4 separate regions of the Homo sapiens genome follow, and regions 2, 3 and 4 are each linked to region 1. Evidence: chromatin contacts called from ENCODE Hi-C or POLR2A ChIA-PET data. All regions are on one chromosome and are shown on one strand. The core of a region is the stretch at or near the end of the contact, and the rest is flanking DNA. Distances in the headings are between cores, read along the strand shown.

Region 1 (2,897 bases), core at 250-2,749:
ATGCCAAGAGCTGTGGGAGCTGGGGGTTGGTGGGAGGAAGACGTCAATGTGGGGAATAAATGATCTCCGAGGCTCTTCCTCCCACCGGCTACACTGCTAGGGCAAGAAGAAATATGCCCTAGAATCTTCCTGGAGTGCTTCAAATGGGTGGGGTTAGCTGGTACACATTCATGTCTGTGGTAGGCCTACACAAGTGGGATTAACATGTGGTCATTTGGAATCATGTTGGAAATGTGATGGATCAGCATTTAGAATTGGTTAATCTGGTGCCTTCCATCCTTGTGAAGGGATAACTCACTGGGACTGCAGAGGAGGGAAGCAAACCAGAGCCTTCAGGGCTGCTGCAGTATAGCCTTCATCTTGCTACTGCCCCAGCCACATCAGGGCTCCCCATCCAAGGCAGATGCCTAGCTATCAGAAACCCTGTTATGTGCTGATACTCCCTGGTGCTTCTTCTCTGCCTCCACGATGAGCGCCTCCACCCCCATCCCCCGCCCCCCAACAGGGCTGGAGGTGAAGACCCAGGCCTCACACAGTGTGTTGCCTCCACTACAAATCTCAGCCTCTGATTCCCCCCACTAGGGGAAGTGATTATTAATTTCTAGGCAGGTAGACAGGTAAGTCACAGACTTTGAGGTTGCTTTCAACTACTGAATGAAAGAAAGATGTCAAAGTGGATGTCTTCCAGGTGCCAACCTTGAAAACTATTTCAGACCACGGATTAAAAAGCCCATGGTCTGATTTTAAAGTATTATGGGGGAGATGACTTCTAGACTAAGGCCATTGGTCAAGTCTGCCTTCTAGTCCTTCTCAAGAGAGGGCAATCAGCATAGTAAATGCTGTGCAAATGGCAATGGGTTGAATTCTCCCTGCCCCTAGCTCTGGAGAATCCTCCTTCAGGCATCTGAAAAATCCCTCAGCTTTAGGGGACTGGCCAAGGTGTTGGGTGGCCCTGCCATCCAACCAACTCACCACCCATCCACCCACTCACCCATTCACCCATCAATCTGATATTTTATCTACCCACAAGTATTTATTGATCACCTGTGTGTGGAGGACGCTGTGTGAAACATGAGGAAAACCACCCAGAAAACCACTCTAAGAGAGAGAAGAGTTGCCAGAGGCAAGCTGACCCACACGAAGTGTGACGAAACAGTCGAAGACGGTGTGTGACACAGACAAATTATATCATGAGTAGGGGTAATCAAAAGACAGAAAGGAAAAACAAATGTGGAAGGAGGAGGTGGCTTCACAGACAGGCTAAGCAGGGTGGGTGAGAGGACACACACAACCGAGAGGCAGTGAGGAGCCCAAGCTTGGGCCGCAGGGAGACAAGCTGCCCACTAAAGGGAGGACTGGAGGCGAGGCCAGGCAGGCTGGGGTGGCCTGGGCAGCAAAGGCAGCGTCTGACGGAGTGAGTGTTACTGCACTTTCTTTTTTTCTGAGCAAAAATACATTCAGGTTTCATGAGGCCGTTTCCAGATAACCTCATTATTTCTAGTCTTCTCCATGGTCGTCTTCACTTCCCCTTAGCAGGGGAAGAGCCTGAACTTTAAATTAGTCATGAAAAACAAGCTCGGTTCAGCTGACTCTGCCAGTCAACATTTCCTGGGGCTGCCAGAAGCCTCTCAGTCCCCTACCTCCCCTTACCCTCTACTCCGAGACTAGCCAGGGCTCTCCACCCACCAGGGCCATCAGAGCCCAGGCTCAGAGCTGGGATTCCAGGTGGGGCACTCTGTGAGTACATTCATGGCCATGCTATCAAATGCCATCATTTCAACCTTTACCACCAATTAAAAGCTCCCAGCTGACCCCTACTGGAGACAAATGGCCCAGAGGAAGGTCAGTGTCCTAAGGAATGGAAGGGGATCATCTCCCCAGCTGCAAAGAACCCAGTAGGAAGTCTGGGTCGGGGAACATAGGTGTTTGTGGTTAACAGTCTCTGTCCTTTATCTGAAAATTTAAAAAATTTCATCAAAGAAGAACCAAATGTGCTGGCCAGAGCTCTCAAGGGCAGCCCTAGTCCCAGCATGCACTGGGCCAAGTGCCAGGGCCGGGTGCAGCACCAGGACTATGGCCCACCCTCTCTCTGCCCTCGTCCCTGTCTGTGCCCTTGTCCACAGCCATCCCTTCCCCCAAATCCCTACCTGGCCATGATATTAAGTCTGGGGGGAATTCAGACTTCACCGGGCCCAGGTGGACCCCTCTTCCTTTTTTTTATGTTTATTTTTTTGAGACAGGGTCTCACTCTGTCGCCCAGGCTAGGGCAAAGTGGCACAATCACAGCTCACTGCAGCGACCTCCCAGGCTCAAGTGGTCCTCCCACCTCAGCCTCCCTGGTGGCTGAGACTACAGGCACAAACTACCATGTCCCCCCTAATTTTTGTATTTTTTGTAGAGACGGGTTTTGCCACGTGGCCCAGGTTGGTCTTAAACTCCTGGGCTCAAGTGATCCACACACCTAGGCCTCCCAAGGTGCTAGGATTACTGGTGTGAGCCACTTTGCCTGGCATCCTTTTTGTTTTAAGTCTTAGAGCCTACTATTTAAAAGAAAGTATATGCGGAGGCAGAATCCAAACACACACAACTTGGGTTCTAAGCTGAGTTGTGTCAGCTAAACTGTACTAAACAGTCCCTTTGCACCCCTGTCTGGACTTACCAGCAGTGTCTGGACAGGGGTGCAAAGGGACTATTTAGTACAGCTCACATGGATTTAAAAAAAAATCAGGGCAATTCTCATAAAGATCCAAATTTCTAGCATCTTTTGAAAATTAGGAAAATCAGACTGTGGTGTCTCTAGGCCTGCATTAGAAGACGGCAGCAGCTGCTGGAGCAGAGCGGTGGCCACGCCTACAGAAGGCGGATGCTTCCAGCCTGGGACCGCCCTACTGCCTCCC
Region 2 (2,700 bases), core at 121-2,620, 150 kb after region 1:
ATTACGGGCTGGGCACAGTGGCTCACGCCTGTAATCCTAGCACTTTAGGAGGCTGAGACGGGTAGATTACCTGAGGTTGGGGGTTCAAGACCAGCCTGGCCAACATGGTGAAACCCCATCTCTACTAAAACATACAAAAAATTAGCCAGGTGCCAGTGGCGCGTGCCTGTAATTCCAGCTACTCGGGAGGCTGAGGCAGGAGAATTTGCTTGAACCCGGGAGGCAGAGGTTGCAGTGAGCCGAGAGCATGCCACTGCACTCTCGCCTGGGCTACAGAGTGAGATTTCCTCTCAAAAAAAAAAAAAAAAAGCATAATTACTATCTCCGTCATGTATGTTCAGTACCCGTTAGATTTATCCACGAGTTTCCTTTCTGAGGTCTGAATCTGGGAATATGGACAAAGCTTTATGCTTAACTCAAAGAAAACATTTTTATGTTCTGGGTTAAGTTTTCAGTAGAACCTCTGTTTTTAGAGAAGATTCATTCACACAGCCTCTTGTCCCCCACCCAAGAGAGGATCAATGAAACAGACAGCAACTGTACCTAGCAATTCATCAGTGTTTCAAGTAAAGAAGTGAGAAAATTTTAATTATGTGTCATTTTCCGAAGCTTCCTTAGGTAAACAGAAACTAGAATGTTATGCTCTCTGACTCTGAGGAGGGCAGAATTCAGTTTCAACTATACATTATGAAAGTGGATGAGAGGCAGGTTGGAACAAGGACATGAAGCAAGCTATAAGAAGCTAGGATTTTAAAAGTGAGCTGGCTTATATGTTCATAACACTTTTCCAGTAGAAAGACAGAAAGAGAGGAAGGAAAGTGCCTCCTTAGTGACTCCAGTCTGAGTTTTGTATCCCCCTACCTTTTCATTAATGCCTATGCACAGCTCACTGTAGTATGCTGAGCCACAACTTCTGCCCGGGTCAGGAATGGTTTCTTTGGTGGTTGCTGGTATTTAAGAGCTGTATCACACCTTGTCCCACAGGATGATGGGGAAAATCCATAGGTACCATGGAACAAAGGTTCTCAACTAGGGGCAATTTTGCCCCCGCCTCCGCCCCCTGCCTCCCTAGGGGACATAGGGAAATGTCTAGAGACATTTTTGGTTGTTGTTGTCACAAATGAAGGAGGGGTGCTACCAAACACACCACATTGCACAACGCACACACCCACAACAAAGAATGTCAAGAGTGCCGAGGCTGAGAAGCCCTGCCACAAAAGCAAAGGGTGAAGTGGGTAGCAATACAGAGAAATGCAAGAATGTCATGAACAACAATATGGTCTAAAATAGGAAAAGAGTTTTATTACTTATTTAAACTTTCCTTTAAGCCTGTGTGTCAATTTTACTTCAGGCATCTGGGGTGGCTGCCAAATTGGCTATACTCAACCACAGTGCTTTTAAATGGTCAGCTGTGTCCTTAGTAACTCAAATACGTTGGGTGCCATAAATATATCTAAGAGCTATAGCACAAGTACATAAACGTGCAATCTCAAATATGCTATCCCAATAAAAACAAAGGTCTTACTTTTGGCCTATTCCATTTGCATATACTAAAAACAAATAACAACAAATAATACTATTTTTATTGGTTGGGAACCACCAAACAAATCCCTTCACATTATGGGACCACATACCATCAGATATTTTACAGGGATTCTAGGAAATGACAAAAGCCTGACAGTGTACCCACGGTGAGATGTTTTGTTGTGTTGCATAATTTTTAAAGTATATTCAGAATTATCGTCAGTCATATGAAGTCTCAGACAGTAAGAGTGGAATGGCTCGCAGGGGATGGAAAGCATATCTTCCAAGATGAAAAAAAAACTTGGAATGTGCTAGATTAATCTATCTAGGAGGATCCTGTATCTCCTTTCACTTTATGAACTTCAAATTTCTCCCTTCCCATGATAAAAGAGTCCTTTGTCTCAGACAGTGTGAGACACTGATTCCTCAAGTTTCCAGTGGGATCTGAGGGAGAGGATGTAATTCAAAACAAAACAGGTGCAAGGAATAACAACCTGATAGGCAAGAACTCTGCCCTTAAAAATTTGAGCTAATCTCAGCTCTTATAATCTTTAACATGATCTACAGGAAGGCAGAGAACACAGTGACTGACCGGAGGAACCTCTCTGTGAAATATGATAACACATAAAGTCAAAATTGCTGAAAATGGACTTATTTGTCTCATGCACTCACACATCAATAGGAATCCTCATGTTTTACAGTATTATTTCAATGTACAACATTAATTTTTTTAAACACATTTTTCTTTAGCTCAAGGTCTTTTACTCACCATCTACACCAGTGATTCTTACATTTTTAATCATAACCCCCTCACCCCCCGCCCGTAGCAGTGGTGGTGGCAGTAGCAGCAAGTATTAATAATAGCAACTAACATTTACTGAGCATTTACTATATACCAGAGACCTTGCTACCCACTTCCCGCATATTAACTCATTTAATCTTCGCAGCCACCCTATGAGGTCATTTTATTTTCCCATTTACAGAAGAAGTGGAGGCACAGAAATTAAGTAACTCACCCAAAATAACACAGCTAGTAAGCAGCAGAGCTAGGATCCAGAGGGAGACAAGCTGGCTCCAGAGTCCACTCTTACCTACTACCTGAAAGGACCTTTCTGAGCACATGCTCCCAGCTTTTGTGTACTTATTAACTTAGAAATTATATATTATTCTATTAAT
Region 3 (2,905 bases), core at 161-2,660, 220 kb after region 1:
CAAGAGGTCGAGGCTGCAGTGAGCCAAGATCACAACACTGCACCCCAGCTTCAGTGACAGAAGGAGACCCTGTCTAAACACACACACACACACACACACACACACTAAATTACACATACATGGTTATGTTAAACAATATTGTTTGGCAACTAACTTTTAAAAAATACTTAGGTGCTGTATTCATGTATGTCCTGGAAAGAAAGAGAAAGATATTTTCCTTGTCCTTAATTTAAAAGAAAACTTTTAAAATAAAAGTACACTCTATTTTAGCTCCAAGTGTGATTAACAGTTAAGTTAAATACGAATAAGAAGCAAATCATATGCCCTCAGAATTTTGAAGGCAATGCTCCATTAACTTCTAAGTCCACTGTCATTTTGATTCCTAATTCTCTGTATATGAGCTGTTTTTTTTTTCTCTCACTTCACAAAATTTTGGAAATGACGAGTCTTGGGGTGAATCATTTTTCATTCACTGTACTAGGACTCATGTTCTTTAGTTCTACATGTTCTTAAGCTACTTGATAATTTTCTGCCCTCACTTTGCTCTGCTCTCCTTTCTGAACTTCTGTAAGTTGAATGTTCAACTGCCTGATAATCCTCTAATCTTATTTTTTCTCTCCCATGTTCCATCTCCCTCTCTCTAGGTCAATCTCTGGCAGTGTCCTTTTACTGTCTTCCCTAGTATGTACTGAAATTTTTACTTGGGCTATCATATTTTTTAATTTTCTAAAGCTCCTTCTTATTCACAGATTGCTCTTAATTTCATCTCACCTCCCTGAGAGTGTAACTTACTTTTTTTCCATCTGTTCCCTATATTACAGTATACCTGCTTCTACGGAATTCCCGTTTTTAAAAAATCTCTATTTTTCTTTCTATTGTTGATTATAAATTTTAGGTGGCAGCTGTTTCTTGGTATGCCTGTAGTACTTCTGTCCGTCATACAAACACACTTTCTCTCTTGCATAAGCACGTGCTCTCGCTCTCTCTCTCTCTCACACACACACACACACACACACAAACACACACAACAATGCAAAGAGTAATTCTGTCAGTTAAAAACAGGAGCATATTAAATGCTATAATGTGTAAAACAAGGGTTAGAGAGCAGGCTAACAAGAAGACACAAGAGAAGCCTATCCTGAATAAGCAGTATTGCAGAAAGGCATTTATGCAAAGGATAGGTTAGGTTCTGGCTTATACTCATCCAAACACGCTTTCCACTATGTAAATCTGAAAAACATCAATTCTAAATGCAGAATTAAAAGATTTTTCTCTTCTTCTCAATTCAGCTATGACTAAGGAAACAGAGACACAATAGTTACTAAGGAGGCAGGAAATCCTTCCAGCTAACCAACTTTTACATTCTGTTCCTTATGGTCAAAACGTTGACCACACTGTGGTAGCTCTTTTTGACTTTATGACCTTATTACTAAGACCATCAATTATATTCACTGTTATTTGTGCAGACGAACTGCTCGATTGCCAAAAGACTACGCTACAGTGCTATTTAACCTTTCCCAACAGAGACTCATTGAAACTCATTTGGTAAAATGTTTTACCTAACCTTGCAAAGATACTTCCTAGTAAATATTTGAGGTATATAAATACCTCCAAGTAGTCTTAAAAATGTGCAAAACTCATCATTGTTAAGGCAAATACTCATCTAAATTATAAAATCACATTAAAAGTTTAAAAAAAGTCATGCATTCAGACAAAGGTAATATTCCACATAAACTAAGGCAGTTCAAATACTATTTATCTGACTACATTCAGCCTACTTCCAATGGCAATTAAAAAATAATAATATGCACAGCATTTCATTTTAGAAAAGGCTGCTACTACATCATGGAATAGAATGTGAAACCATGTTCCACAGATTATTTATTCTGTGGTGGGGTGGGAATGAGGAAATGCAAAGTAGAGAAAGAGCAAAGGTCTAGAACCAGCCTGACCAGAGGAATACCACACAGTGGCAGTGTAACCTTGGGTGATTCATTCAACCTTGCTAAATAATTTTACATTTTCTTTTCTTTTCTTTTTTTTTTTAAGCAGAGTCTCGCTCTGTCACTACATTTTGTTTTCTATAAAATGGGAATAATAGTGCCTACTTAGTGGAATTACTTGAGAAATGAGATAATGCATCAACAAATCACAAATCTAACTTTGTACCTTCTGAACAAATTACACACACATTGTTCTTTTGTCTTGGCTCTTGCCACCAAGTCCTCTTCCTTTCCCTCAGCACTTTAAAGATGAGATGAAAGGAATAGAGAGGAAATTAGTATAAATTACAATTAAGTTCAACACACTCAAGATACTAAGATACTAAGAGTACACCAGAGAACATAACTCACTTTCAAACTTACAATGCAAATAGCTTTTAAAAATACACAAAGTACAGGCATTGAAAGCATGAATAAAATTTAGGTCTGGCATAAAAAATTTTACACAGCATTCTGAATACATTAACACCTATACTTTGAAGGAATCAAACACTAAATTTTATATACGTGTGTGTGTGTGCACACACGTGCCAAAGGCCAGGAAGACAGCTATGAAGTGGGATAGAATGTTCCACATCGGTAGAAAAAACGTATTTAGGATATCTACACACACACACACACACACACACACACACACACACACACACACACACACATGCACAGTGAGTGAGGTGATTAAAGGAGATGAAAATGGCGGTATACACAATGCTACTCTCACTCTCCTACTCACACATAATAAGATACCAATATTTGGTTTTGATGTGCCCATTCTAGTAGTAAAAGTAGACACTTCTGTGAACATATACACAAAGAGGTGCAGATGCTTCAATAACAAGTTTATTTGCTTCTTGGAAAAGGAAACCGTATTTCTCATAATTATTTGTAATTACAACAGACTTACT
Region 4 (2,717 bases), core at 175-2,674, 180 kb before region 1:
CCTGCTTCACATACTTCCTCTCCCAGGTGAACTCCTGCTGCTCTCTCCCTGCAGCCAGCCCCCTCCTGCTTCCTGAGCAACCCCCGCGTGCCCAGATCCTCTCAATCCTCCCTGCTTTCTGTCTCCTGTGAGGGGATGGAGGGAGGGATACGGTTCCAAATTCTATTCCTGCAGGTCAACAGCATCAGCATGGCTTTCCCAGCATGAAGTGGGTCGTTCTTCCAGGCCCACTGGGGGAATTGGAAGCCGCAGGGCAGACTCAGGGAATCACTGGAGATGGTGCAGTGACCTTTAAGTAGCGCTGCGGGACCACCAAGCTCCGGAACTCAGGCTACCCCCATGGACGCCCCCCCAGGTCACTGTTCTCTGCTTCTCAGGCTGGGGCAGTGGCTCCCCATTTCAAAGGTCCCTCTGCCCCAGGGGACTTTCAATCCCTTCCTCAGTGCCCACCCTGGTTTGAAAAGCTCTAATGAGGAGGCCACTGTGTTCACTGCAAAAGAGAACCCCTGGAGCTAGTGAAATCTGAGTCCTGGGCACAGCCTGGATGCAAAGCTTTTCTGAGTTCTCACAACCTGCACGAACACATACGTGGGAAAGTGTCTTAGAGCACGTTCATTTTTCTCTGGCAAAACCTAATTAACACGCAACGCCACCTTCCTCAGGAATCTGCTGCGTGCTATCATTGCAATTCCTAAGAAAGATTTAGTGAAAATTCTCTGGCTTTCCACGGCAGGCCTTGCTCATATTGTGAGTGTGTTTCTTACTCTCTGGACTCATGTCAGCAAGAAAATCAATGTCTTCCCAAGAGATGTGTGGATGATAAGGCTTCTGTTTCCCAGTAAAGTTTATGAACTAAAGCTCCCCCAACACACCCACCAGTGCACCACCCTCTATGGCGGGGGTCCACCTCCGCTTCACCACTCTCTCTTTTTCCCCAACAGCCCAGCCAAAAGGAAGTCAGAATTATAGCAGTGCAGGGAAGGACCAGGGGGCAGAGCCAGAAGTGTCATGGGAGTGAGCAAGACTGGCCTAATGGGCAAAGCCTGACACCAGCAGGAAGAGTGATAGTCCGGGGAGGTAGGCTGGTGGCACCTGGGAAGTCTGGGGCCTCAAATGGCCAGGTAGGGATCATCTCAAATGATGGAGGCCCCAGGGAGTCAGCACCCCAGAACCCAAGAGGGCTGGGGCCTTGGCTTGGCAGAATAATTGTACACATGCCCGGTGCTTTTCTACGTGCTTTATGTTGCTTAGTTCATTTAATCTTCCCAACAATTCTGTACTACTTTCACCCCCATTTTACAGACACGGTAACTGAGGCACAGAGAGACTACGTTGCTTCCTTAGAGTCATACAATTGATATGTGAGAGTCAGGATTTGAGCCCAGGTAGTGTGGCTCGGTGCCCACCCACTAAACCACCACACCACAACCCACATCACAACTCAAGCACACGGCGGAGAGGAGGAAGAGGAGGAGGTGGAGCAATAGTAACAGTCCTGGACCCAGTTAGCAGATGTTCAGGTTACTATGGCTTTGTAACTCCAAAACTTAATGGCCTAAAATATCATCAATGACTAATTTCGCTCCTGAATCTACAGTTTGGGCAGGGCATGGTGGGAAGGTTCGTTTCTTCTCTGCAAGGTGGTAGCTAGGGCAGCTCATCTGCGGACTTGAGGGCCCACTTGTAAGATGATTCAGGCAGTCAGCGAGAACTGGCTGCTGGCTGGGAGCTCAGCCAGGGCTGAGAGCTGGGGCCTCCGTTCCTCTCCACATGGGCCTCTCCACAGGCTGCTCACCCTCCCTCTCAGTACCGTGGCTGGATTCCAAGAGTGAAAACCCCAAGAGACAGGAAGTAGAAGATGACAGTTTCTGAAAGCCTAGGCCCAGAGCTGGCAGCAGCATCACTTTTGCCATATTCTATTATGTGAAGCAGTCACATATTCCAGATTCAACAGGAGGGGATATAAAATTGACCTCTAGGCCGGGCGTGGTGGTTCACGCCTGTGATCCCAGCACTTTGGAAGGCTGAGTCGGGCGAATCACCTGAAGTTGGGAGTTCAAGACCAGCCTGACCAACATGGAGAAACCCCGTCTCTACTAAAAATACAAAAATTAGCCTGGCGTGGTGGTGCATGCCTGTAATCCCAGCTACTTGGGAGGCTGAGGCAGAAGAATCACTTGAACCCGGGAGGTGGAGGTTGCAGTGAGCAGAGATCGCGCCATTACACTCTAGCCTGGGCAACAAGAGCGAAACTCCGTCTCAAAATAAAAAAGCAAAAAAAAAAAAAAAAAAAAAAAAAAAAAAATTGCTGATCTCTAGATGGAAAGAGTGTTGGAATTTGGGGGCCAGGTTTTAAAACTGCCACATGGGGCGTGGGATCCAGAGGAAGGGCTGGATTCCAGGTATGAGGGCAAAGTGGCTGTTTGATCTTGCTCAAAGGTAGACTAAAGGGAAGATAAATTGACTGTAACACTCACCAAGTCCCCAGCATGTACCAGGTGTTGGCCCTCATGGGCATTATCTCAACTTACCTTTGCAAGAACCCTCTGACACAGATTTTTCACCACTCTTTGTAGATGAGTACTCTGAGGCTCAGAGAGGGTGTAAGCCTTATCCAAGGTCACATGCTGGTGAGTGGCCAGCTTTTCCAATTCCAGAGTTGACCCTTTAACTCCTCTGATGGGTTGCCTCCAGATAAGGAGCAGGGCTGGCCCCAG

What was found. A loop is a pair of places that touch in the nucleus more often than their neighbours do. ChIA-PET counts read pairs that join two places held with the same protein, here RNA polymerase II (POLR2A). Pooled maps may share reads with other maps.
Region 2: a loop to region 1 is called in a map of transverse colon, with 2.3 times the contacts of the local background. The contact joins two enhancer-like sites. A Hi-C loop is called at or near these places in 2 of 168 maps with a recorded cell type or tissue (GM18951 and transverse colon) and 4 of 50 pooled maps. POLR2A ChIA-PET finds 5 or more read pairs at or near these places in 2 of 52 experiments (BJ and endothelial cell of umbilical vein).
Region 3: a pooled map shows a loop between it and region 1 (2.1-fold over the local background). The contact joins two enhancer-like sites. A Hi-C loop is called at or near these places in 2 of 168 maps with a recorded cell type or tissue (astrocyte of the cerebellum and sigmoid colon) and 4 of 50 pooled maps. POLR2A ChIA-PET finds 5 or more read pairs at or near these places in 2 of 52 experiments (IMR-90 and OCI-LY7).
Region 4: a loop to region 1 is called in a pooled map, with 2.3 times the contacts of the local background. The contact joins two enhancer-like sites. A Hi-C loop is called at or near these places in 1 of 168 maps with a recorded cell type or tissue (CD4-positive, alpha-beta T cell) and 2 of 50 pooled maps. POLR2A ChIA-PET finds 5 or more read pairs at or near these places in 2 of 52 experiments (GM10248 and OCI-LY7).

The regions. Positions count from the first base shown.
Region 1 is chr2:43,238,877-43,241,773 of GRCh38, forward strand. All of the region lies in intron 36 of THADA (THADA armadillo repeat containing), which reads right to left. Among named protein-coding and RNA genes, the nearest start is that of LINC01126, 13 kb to the left of the region's middle. Within about 2 kb of position 1,500, at least 5 of the 41 ENCODE cell types and tissues checked have a DNase peak (open chromatin) inside an H3K27ac peak, as active enhancers do.
Region 2 is chr2:43,386,606-43,389,305 of GRCh38, forward strand. All of the region lies in intron 29 of THADA (THADA armadillo repeat containing), which reads right to left. Among named protein-coding and RNA genes, the nearest start is that of LINC01126, 160 kb to the left of the region's middle. Within about 2 kb of position 1,371, at least 3 of the 41 ENCODE cell types and tissues checked have a DNase peak (open chromatin) inside an H3K27ac peak, as active enhancers do.
Region 3 is chr2:43,454,526-43,457,430 of GRCh38, forward strand. All of the region lies in intron 26 of THADA (THADA armadillo repeat containing), which reads right to left. Among named protein-coding and RNA genes, the nearest start is that of THADA, 140 kb to the right of the region's middle. Within about 2 kb of position 1,411, at least 4 of the 41 ENCODE cell types and tissues checked have a DNase peak (open chromatin) inside an H3K27ac peak, as active enhancers do.
Region 4 is chr2:43,057,952-43,060,668 of GRCh38, forward strand. No RefSeq gene overlaps it. Among named protein-coding and RNA genes, the nearest start is that of LINC01819, 20 kb to the left of the region's middle. Within about 2 kb of position 1,425, at least 15 of the 41 ENCODE cell types and tissues checked have a DNase peak (open chromatin) inside an H3K27ac peak, as active enhancers do.